Regions from separate parts of the Homo sapiens genome. Here region 2 is linked to region 1. A link is a contact called in ENCODE Hi-C or POLR2A ChIA-PET data. All regions are on one chromosome and are shown on one strand. The core of a region is the stretch at or near the end of the contact, and the rest is flanking DNA. Distances in the headings are between cores, read along the strand shown. Region 1 has its middle 130 kb from the start of CRPPA-AS1. Region 2 overlaps CRPPA (CDP-L-ribitol pyrophosphorylase A).

Region 1 (4,666 bases), core at 1,327-3,826:
ACACAATTGAATATGTAGACTCTAAATATATATTTTGTCATCAGATTATTTTCTTATTTTTTAGAATCACTTTTATATCCTAATTGATATGAAGCAGTGTAGGGAGAATACAAAAAATAGGGGCTTTGGGTACTGGCCATGCAACTTACTAGCCATGTAATTTCAGGATCTTCACTTGGCTTCCATGAGGCTCAGGCTTTTCTGTAATATATGGGTAACTGTAAGTTCTCAAGAAAGTTACATCAGATAATGTGAAAATTATTTGGTAAAAAGTAAGACACAACTTACTGGTAATTATGGTTAAATAACTCATTTGTCTCCAAGATACTTTTTTTACCATAATAAAGATCACAGAGGTTTTATAAAGAAAAAAGCAGAGTCTGTATTTTACATATGTTGCCCATGCTTGTGTTCCTTGGTGAAGTCGTATGAATTTATTCAAGTCACAAAATATTTCTCCCAGTTAAACATATTTTTGAAAAAAATCATTTTCTAAAATTACAATGTTACAGTTGACTGTGGCTAAAACAATCCAGACTCAGGGAAATGTATCAATATCCACACTATTTTGTGTTTCACTTGTTGGACACGAGCATTTTTCTTGAAGAGAATGGATGATAGTAGTATCACCCATTCTAGGAGTATCTAATCTTCATATAACCAATAAGGCACATCCTTTGGATGGGGTAGCCATTGCTTGCCCTCTGGTTCAGGAGTAGCTGGGGTCTAACATCCAGGGATCTGAAGTGTTACTGATAGGCAGGTGGAGACAGGCCTGATATGAGTGGCAAAGCCACCTTTGCTTCTGATTGTAGTACATGTTTATGTTGTTCAGAAAGGTTATTGAAGTTTCAGGGAAAGTCTAGCTTCTACCTCCTTCATTGCATGCATCTGAGATCGAGCTGGAAGAGCATCCCAAACTGATACCTTCGATGCAAGGAAAGTCTTCCTCTTGGTGGGATGCACAGGGATAGTTAAGACTGGAGGCAGCAGTGCCAGGTAGAGTGGCTTTCTCATGAGGATCATCAGCATCAGGGGTAACAGCATGGTGACAAGATGAAAAATTAAAGGTATAAGAAATCGAGGGGCTTATTCTAGAGCATTCATGAAATTGCTAAGAATACTGTGAGTCAGGTTAGTTTCTAGCAGTAATAATATGGGCTGATGTTATAATAATTTGGGTTAAAAAAATGAAAGTGTAATCTCATTTTTATGTCATAGGCTTTTTAAGTCATGAGGCTGCCAACATAAAAGACATGCCATTGCTTTAAAAATGTGTTTAACCGCCGGGCACAGTGGCTCACGCCTGTAATCCCAGCACTTTGTGAGGCCGAGGGGGGCAGATCACGAGGTCAGGAGATCGAGACCATCCTGGCTAACACGGTGAAACCCCGTCTCCACTAAAAAATACAAAAAAAAATTAGCCGGGCGTGGTGGCGGGCGCCTGTAGTCCCAGCTACTCAGGAGGCTTAGGCAGGAGAATGGCATCAACCTGGGAGGCGGAGCTTGCAGTGAGCCGAGATCGCGCCACTGCACTCCAGCCTAGGGGACAGAGCGAGATTCCGTCTCAAAAAAAAAAATGTGTTTAACCTGCATTGCCAATGAGTATCGTTAATTGTGTATGTATAATTATTAGGTATAAACACGTATTTCTTATGTATACATATGCACTAGAAATATTCATTGACTGTTTTCCTGCTTTGCCAAATCAGTGACACCCAGTCTCTAGAAGTTATTGTATATGCATACAAAGCACAAACTCACAATAAAATTGTTTTCCAACTCTTTCTAGAAAATGTTTACCAAAAAAATACACTTTTCCTTCTCTACACTCACACGAAAATTAATCGACATGTCATACTGGTAAAATTAAATTTTTGTGCTATCTTTTTTAAGAGGGAGTTTTACATTTAAGTTGTAGCCCTGGGTCAAAGGTAATAAAACGACCAGAGAACACCACATTACTTTGTATCTCTTCTAACACAGCTTTTCGTTCACAGGCTGAGACTGACAGTTTCAAGAAGACAGTGCATCAAAAAAGCTCTTGGAGGAAAATCTCCAGTCTTTCAAACTACACTTTACTGTATTCATTGATTTATGTAATATATAAAGAGATTAATGATAAAAATAATTTGCATATTTTAAATATGTAATAGGGTTTGAGAATATAGCTTCTAAGTTGAATAGTTGTTTGATATTAAGCAACAATTAAAAGCTAGTAAAATGAAAATGAAATTCTCTTTAGGCAACATATATAGGCTTGGGAAGGAGTAACATTATGCATAACCCCATGATTAACCCAAATCTTTTAATATTCATTAAGATTCCCAAACCAGAGCCAAGAATAATTGGTCTATAGTTGCTTCTCCTGGCTATCTTATTATAACATACTGCATTTATCTTCATTTATCTTAAATTCCTGTATTATAGCAGAACTTATAGATATTCCCACTGGGATCCTCAAACTCTTAATTTGTTTACATATTTTGGCTTCTTTCCAGATTTATGTGAATAGTAACTGATCCAAGAAACAAACAGGCGGAAATGTCTTTGAATAACATTCTTTTACCATCGGGTCATACATACCTCCATTCAGTAAAACAGGCAACTGAATTCCTGAACTGGGCAGTTCAATAATACATTTTTGAAACTCAGGTGGGATTAAAGAGAATGGTGCTCTATTCAAACAATAAAAGAAAAAAGAACTATGAACTTAACAAGGTCTTAAAAACACACACAGGATGAAAAAAAAATCCTCCGAACTATTGAAGAAAATTAGGAACACAGATTTTATCGTCTATTTCCTCATCCTCAAAGGGATGTTTTTTATCCACTTAGGCTGAAGAGCTTGCTTTCAACCAAATTAAGAGCTCAGATGTGAAGAATAGGAAAGGAAAAAAAAGGAAATAAAAACCTGACATACCAATAAACCAACCAATTTCAGTTTCAATAGCCCATTTTATAATGAGGTAGAACAAAGAACATAATGGATAGCGCCAAATGGCAAAGCTCCAGAAAACTCATTCAGTTAATCTTACTAGTTGCTTTGCCAAACCTTATCCAAATAACACAATTATTACAGTCTGCAGACTAGTGGAAATTCTTACAAAATTGGCCTCTATCTAGAATCCCAAATCATGTCTCCAACTCGAGTCACAACCATCTCTGCGATTGTCTTGTTGAAGCTTTTGCCTCTGGGCTTAACTGCAATTTTGCAAAATGGAAAATAAGTGAATGCATCCAGGTAAAATTCTGGATATAGATTTAAATCGAGCTTTTTAATCCTTAAGAACAGTCCTTCCTATATGTGATCCAATTCCCTAAAAAATTATTCAAAGTAGATGGACTATTATTGGTCCAAAATTGTCCTATGTTAGAAATGTTAGAATTCCAGTTTGGCTTCCAGTGTGCCCAGCGATCACGAGTTCTTAATCTCTGCATCTGCCTTTTTGCAACTGTCATATCAAAAGGTTGATACAGACCTACCTCGTAGAGATCCTGCAAGGATTAATTAAGATTAAATCGAAAGAAAAAAATGCATTTGACAAGCCAGGCTTCATCAATGCTGCTAAACAGACCCAGATGTTTTAACAACTGTTCAGATTATTTGGTAGCATCCTAAGTAGAGAATTAATTTGCATAATACATCTCAGCTGTGAAGACATTGTTAAATGATTCCAATGTTTCAGATAAGGGAAAACAACCTGGCTCCACTCTGGCCTCTCATCAAACTAGGCACCATTCACCCCAAAATTTTCCTGCTGACCAAACATTGGTAACATATGTGATTAAGAGAATCCCAAGACAAAGAAAGACGTTATACCTTCTCATTCCTAGGCACTTCTCTGAACCTTTCTTTCTCCTGTAAGGATAAAAAGATTTCAACTCTCTTTCATGTCTTGCTGTGGTGCTGAGGCACAAATGGCTACATGCATCTCTTGTCCATCAAGAAAGTGCTTGCTTCCATGTTTTCATCTTCCACTTTCACTATCCAACTGTATCTCATCATTCATTGCCTGAGGAAATCCCAACAACTTCAGAGCTCACAGAGATAGCACTGATAATAATCTTATGTACATTATCAGTCTTCATTGGTTTCACCAGCACATACAGATCCAAGGATGTTCTAAAATATGTCTTTTGGGGATGGAGATGGGGAAAGGAAGAGTACTGAAACACTGAAAAGTAATGGGCTTTACTCATTTTATTTCTCTTGTTATTAAAGAAAAAAAAGGTCTCATCTTTGAGAGTCATTAGTTTAAGGGATCTTAAAAAAGTATGTTTTTAAATATTGCATAGCATACTGCTCACAAATATAGGCTCTGGGGCTCAATAACCAAATTTGAATCTCATTCCTCCCACGTGCTGCTTGGCTAACTCTGAATAAGTTATTCAAAATGTATGTACCTTTGTTTTCACATCTTTTTTTTTTTTTTTTTTTTTTGAGAGAGTCTCGCTCTGTTGCCCAGGCTGGAATGCAGTGGTGCAATCTCGGCTCACTGCAACCTCCGCCTCCCAGGTTCAAGCAATTCTTCTGCCTCAGCCTCCTGGGTAGATGGGATTACAGGCACACACCACCACACCCGGCAAATTTTTGTATTTTTAGTAGAGACGGGGTTTCACCATGTTGGTCAGGCTGGTCTCGAACTCCTGATCTTGTGATCTG
Region 2 (4,666 bases), core at 1,370-3,869, 45 kb after region 1:
ATGCCATTTATACAATGAAAATAATGTGAACAGTGAATACTGTGTTAAGTAAAAGTTGTAATAATATGCAGACAATGTTCTCTCACAGCACTACATTGTGAGAAAGAAGTATGTATACTAGGCTTTCAAGTTTCATTCACATATAAAAATCAATCAATGTGATTTAACACATTATGAAATTAAAAACCAAATAATATAAACTTTTAATTAGATGCCAAAAAGCATTTTGCATTATTCAACAACCATCCCTATGAAAACAAACAAAAACTAAATAAAGGAAAAGAGGGATGAGAATCACTGTTTTATCAAGAGTTTCCCTTAAAGTTAGAGAAAGAAAAATGATGACTGGTGTCACTATTGAATGTATCCTTGTACTTGAGTTGTAGGCTAATGTAACAAGAAAAGAAAAATAAATAAGAAGGTTAAATATTAGAAAATAAGAATTAAATGTAACCTCCTTTTCAAACATAAAAAGGTATAAAATAAGTACTAATAGAGTATAATAAGTAGTTGGGTAAGAAAAAAAATCAACTCACAAAACAATGTGAGCTTTCCTATGTAAAGAGAATAACCTATTATAAACTTTAATGTCCTAAAAATTTCCATTCACAAAATTTGGTAGCTTTGAAAACACTGCAAATAACTAGTTATAAAATATAAAAAATCATAATCACAATAGCCAAAACAAAACAAAAACCCATAAAATAGTCATAATGAAGTATGGAAAGGTGTCAGGTAAAGCATGGATATTGCCAAATTAAAACACATAAATCACCAATAAAAATTAATAATTGCATCTCAAGACAAGTAACCTGACTATAGTTTTGGAGATACAAAAATAATAAATCACAAAAAGCTACTCTAATGGTAAATCTTATTCAGCATTTTAATAGCTAATGTTATTAGTATTCTTACAATGAATTTTTGTTGACTGATTAAACGTCAAATGTTATGTTAATTTTGGTCCCAATTTACACTAAGGAAGTAATTAGTTCATGCAATTTTTGAGGCTGCCATATTCTTTGACTACAGCTACAACGGAATAAATTTTAGTGTTCTCAAGTATTATGTGGGTCTTTGAGAAGTAACCACACTGTCTTCCACAATGGTTGAGCTAATTTTTACTCCCGCCAACAGTGTAAAAGTGAACACACACTGGGCCCTGCTGGAGGGTGGAGGAGGGAGAACACCAGGAAGAACTGAATGTATACTGGGCTTAATACTTAGGTGATGGGATAATCTGTACAGCAAACCACCATGGCACACGTTTACCTATATAGCAAACCTGCATATGTACCCTCAACCTTAAAATAAAACTTGAAAATTAAAATTTAAAAAGTATTACTTGAGAAAAAAAATAAAGATGTAATTTTATAATTTAAAAAAATTCATCTCAACCTCCCCAAATAATACCAGTGATCAAAAGTCCTATTTTTTCTTCTTTTTTCAAAGAAAGGATGCCTGTAGTTAGGGAAATCTGAAGAGTTTTTAAATGAAAAACCTGCTAATCTGGGTTAGAGATAATCTGTGACTTTCAGGTAAGAAGAACATTCAGAGAACATAGGGCTTCTAATAGAAGAAGGATAAACCAGAAGATAGGTAACAAAGCCAAAGAAATAACTTGACAAGAAAGCTGAACTTTGGCCAGAATATAAAACATGGGAGTTATTAGTGATATGAGGTAGAAAGGCAGTGGGTGACAGTAAAAGAATCATCCATACCATTTCCAAGTTGTTGGCCAGATGGAAAAATTTGTCCCTAATAACAAACCACTTCAGTAGAATTCTGTAATGGACAAAGTTAGAAAAAGCCAAATATGTTGCAATTATAACAGATTATGATAATTATGGAAACAGAAAGCAAAGTTACTAGGGCTAAGGTATAAAATGAGTAGAAGAAAAGAAAGAAGAATATAATAACAGAAGCAAATGATCCCAATAACAGAAAATTATTTTTACTTCATGATTAAATGCATAATATATAAATTATTTCAGTCTTACAGTTCTGTTCCAAACAAGAAATGTTGGTATGTATTGCTTCAAGTATTGTAGCTAAATCCTAAGAGTAAAAGCATATGAGCGAAAGATTCAAAATTTCAGTAATCCATCCAATTTTAATTAGTATTATCACACCCACTATTTTCAGGGGAAAATGACATTGATTTCTCTTGCCACATCACACATCATGCTCTCCCTTTCTCTCATCTAACCTAATTAGCTCATTTTCAGTCCTTTGAATTTAACATGTCCTCATGTATGTTGCCTCCTCTCTTGAATGCTCTCTTCTACCTTCAGATCTCTGCTTGGATACAAAAGTTGCTATTCATTCTGTTCCTCTGCCTCAGCAAAGTCTTTCATCTCCTGCCTAGGTCAAATCAATCCTCATTATATCTCTCCTTTTTAGCACATCTGTGTCCCAATTTTTTGTGTTTGGATGGAAAATTTGGTATTCATTCCATTCCTCCTCCTCAAGAAAGTCTTTGATCTCCTGCGTTGGTCAAATCCATCCATCTTAGGCTCTCATTGTCTCTCTCCTTTTTAGCACGTCTTTGTCCCAATTTTATGTGTTAGTGATTCTCTTCTTGCCTGAAGCTTTATGCCACAATACCAGATATCATGTTACATCATCTGTTTTTGCTCAGAATTCCATCCTGAATATGTGTCATGTTACTGAAACCTGAGGAGCTGCTCAGTACATATTTTATTGTCAAGGAGAGGGGAGCTAAGCAAGATTTGTACAGATTTTGAATAAGTAAAAGTATAAGGAATAGAACCTCGGTTTCTGGAACTATTTGTTGCTGAGTTTCTGCAAGTGTTTCAGGATGCAACTTTTTTGTCTTTTCCTTTAATGTTTTCAATTCATCTCCCTTCCTCCCACCTTTTCCTTTCCTCATTGGTATCCAATTATAATGACCAGAAAAGACATTTCTATTTATGGGTTCCAACCCTTCTGACACATAAACATTCCAACTCACAGGATTCATTCTTTCCTGGTTGGTGCCCTAGCTTCACAAGAATGAGGAAGCACACAAATAAATAACTATCGAATTTTTTAAAAACTTGTTCCCATTCTACCTGGGATCATCTCAGATTCCATCCATAGCATGCCTATCACACCCCTCAAGAAAATCCATTGTCCTGACCAAACTCTTGATAGGAGTTATGTGTAAACAATAACACTAGGATGTTAAAAAGAGTACACATTTTATAATTTTTTGTTAATGGGAATAGATGACATTCTGCTTTTTAAAGCAAGACTTCATAATTTGTTTCTTTAATCATACAATACTGGATATTTTCCAGGCAGGAAGAAGTAAGCAAAAGTGAGAACAAAGAGTATCTCTAAATAAAGTCTCCAGAAAATCTTTAGTTATATCACAGAAGCCACGTCAAGCTACAAGGCTGGCTGGGAAATGCTATTCCAAATAAAAACTGAGTTTCTATAGTGAAGAAAAAGAGAATAACCCAGCAGACTGTGTCTTGAGTTTTATTTAATTCTTAAAACAGAATTAAACAATAAAAGGAAAAATTTCATTCCTCTGTTCTATACTATCCATTCCTAAATTGAGGAATGGATTTCCAAAGGGCAAGAGTCAACTCTGTAACACTGACTCCACCCCTCCTTCTGTCAAATTGCAGGATTTGGAAGGCTTCCTGGAATGTTCTCTTTTCCTTTTGTACACTAAGTAGTACATTTATTTATGGCAAGTAATGAGTAATTAGTGTCTATATCCTATTTTTAAAATTAGGTCCAGATGAATATCACTTGGAAAGTATTCCTAGAAGTTTGGGCTTTAAAGATGATGAAGTTTCCTTCTGTAGACTGAATATCTGTGTCCCCCAAAATTCCTGTGTTGAAGCTTCATGCTCAGTGAGATGGTTTTTGGAGGTAAGGCCTTTGGGGGGTGATTAGGTCATAAGGACAGAGCCATCATTACTGGGATTAGTGCCCTTATACAAGTGACCCCAGCAAGTTCCCACACCCTTCCACCATGTGAGGACACACTGAGAAGATGACCATGTATGAACCAGGAGGCAGGCCCTCACCAGACACAGGGTCTGCCAGTACCTTCACCTTGAACTTGCCAGTTTCTACAACTGTGAAAAAACAAATTTATGTTGTTTCTAAAACCACCAAGTCTATTGTACTGTTATAGCAGCCTAAACAGACTAAAAGAAAATTGGCATCACAAAGTGGGGGCTGCTGTAACAAAACCAAAAAAAGTGGAAGAGACTTTGAAACTGGATAATGGGTAGAGACTGAGTTTTGAGGTGCATACAAGAAAAAGCATACATTGCCATGAACAGACCATTAGAGGCAATTTTAGAAGGAAAAGAGGAAAGCTATAGAGAAAGCTTTAATTTTCTTACAGAATAAGTGTTCCTGAATACAATGTTGATAATAATAAGGAAGGGAAAAGTAATTCTAATGAAGTCTGAGATAGAAATTAGAAACATGTTATTGGAAACTGGAGGAAAGGTGATTCTTGTTATAAAGTGGCTGCCCCAGGTACAGCTCCAGTGGGCTGAAATGTGACCTGGGCTCTGGTGGAAGCCCACTTTGGAGTACAAAGCTAGCACATTTTGACAGCCATGTGCAGAGTGCCCAGGTGTCAAGGCTTTCTCCACCTAGATTTTTCTTTTTTGAACAGGGTCTCACTTTATCC

Evidence for each region. A loop is a pair of places that touch in the nucleus more often than their neighbours do. ChIA-PET counts read pairs that join two places held with the same protein, here RNA polymerase II (POLR2A). Pooled maps may share reads with other maps.
Region 2: a map of PC-9 shows a loop between it and region 1 (13-fold over the local background). The contact joins two enhancer-like sites. A Hi-C loop is called at or near these places in 4 of 168 maps with a recorded cell type or tissue (Caco-2, PC-9, endothelial cell of hepatic sinusoid and 1 more) and 2 of 50 pooled maps. POLR2A ChIA-PET finds 5 or more read pairs at or near these places in 1 of 52 experiments (PC-9).

What each region holds. Positions count from the first base shown.
Region 1 is chr7:16,081,560-16,086,225 of GRCh38, forward strand. No RefSeq gene overlaps it. Among named protein-coding and RNA genes, the nearest start is that of CRPPA-AS1, 130 kb to the right of the region's middle. Within about 2 kb of position 2,577, at least 2 of the 41 ENCODE cell types and tissues checked have a DNase peak (open chromatin) inside an H3K27ac peak, as active enhancers do.
Region 2 is chr7:16,126,957-16,131,622 of GRCh38, forward strand. All of the region lies in intron 9 of CRPPA (CDP-L-ribitol pyrophosphorylase A), which reads right to left. Among named protein-coding and RNA genes, the nearest start is that of CRPPA-AS1, 81 kb to the right of the region's middle. Within about 2 kb of position 2,620, at least 5 of the 41 ENCODE cell types and tissues checked have a DNase peak (open chromatin) inside an H3K27ac peak, as active enhancers do.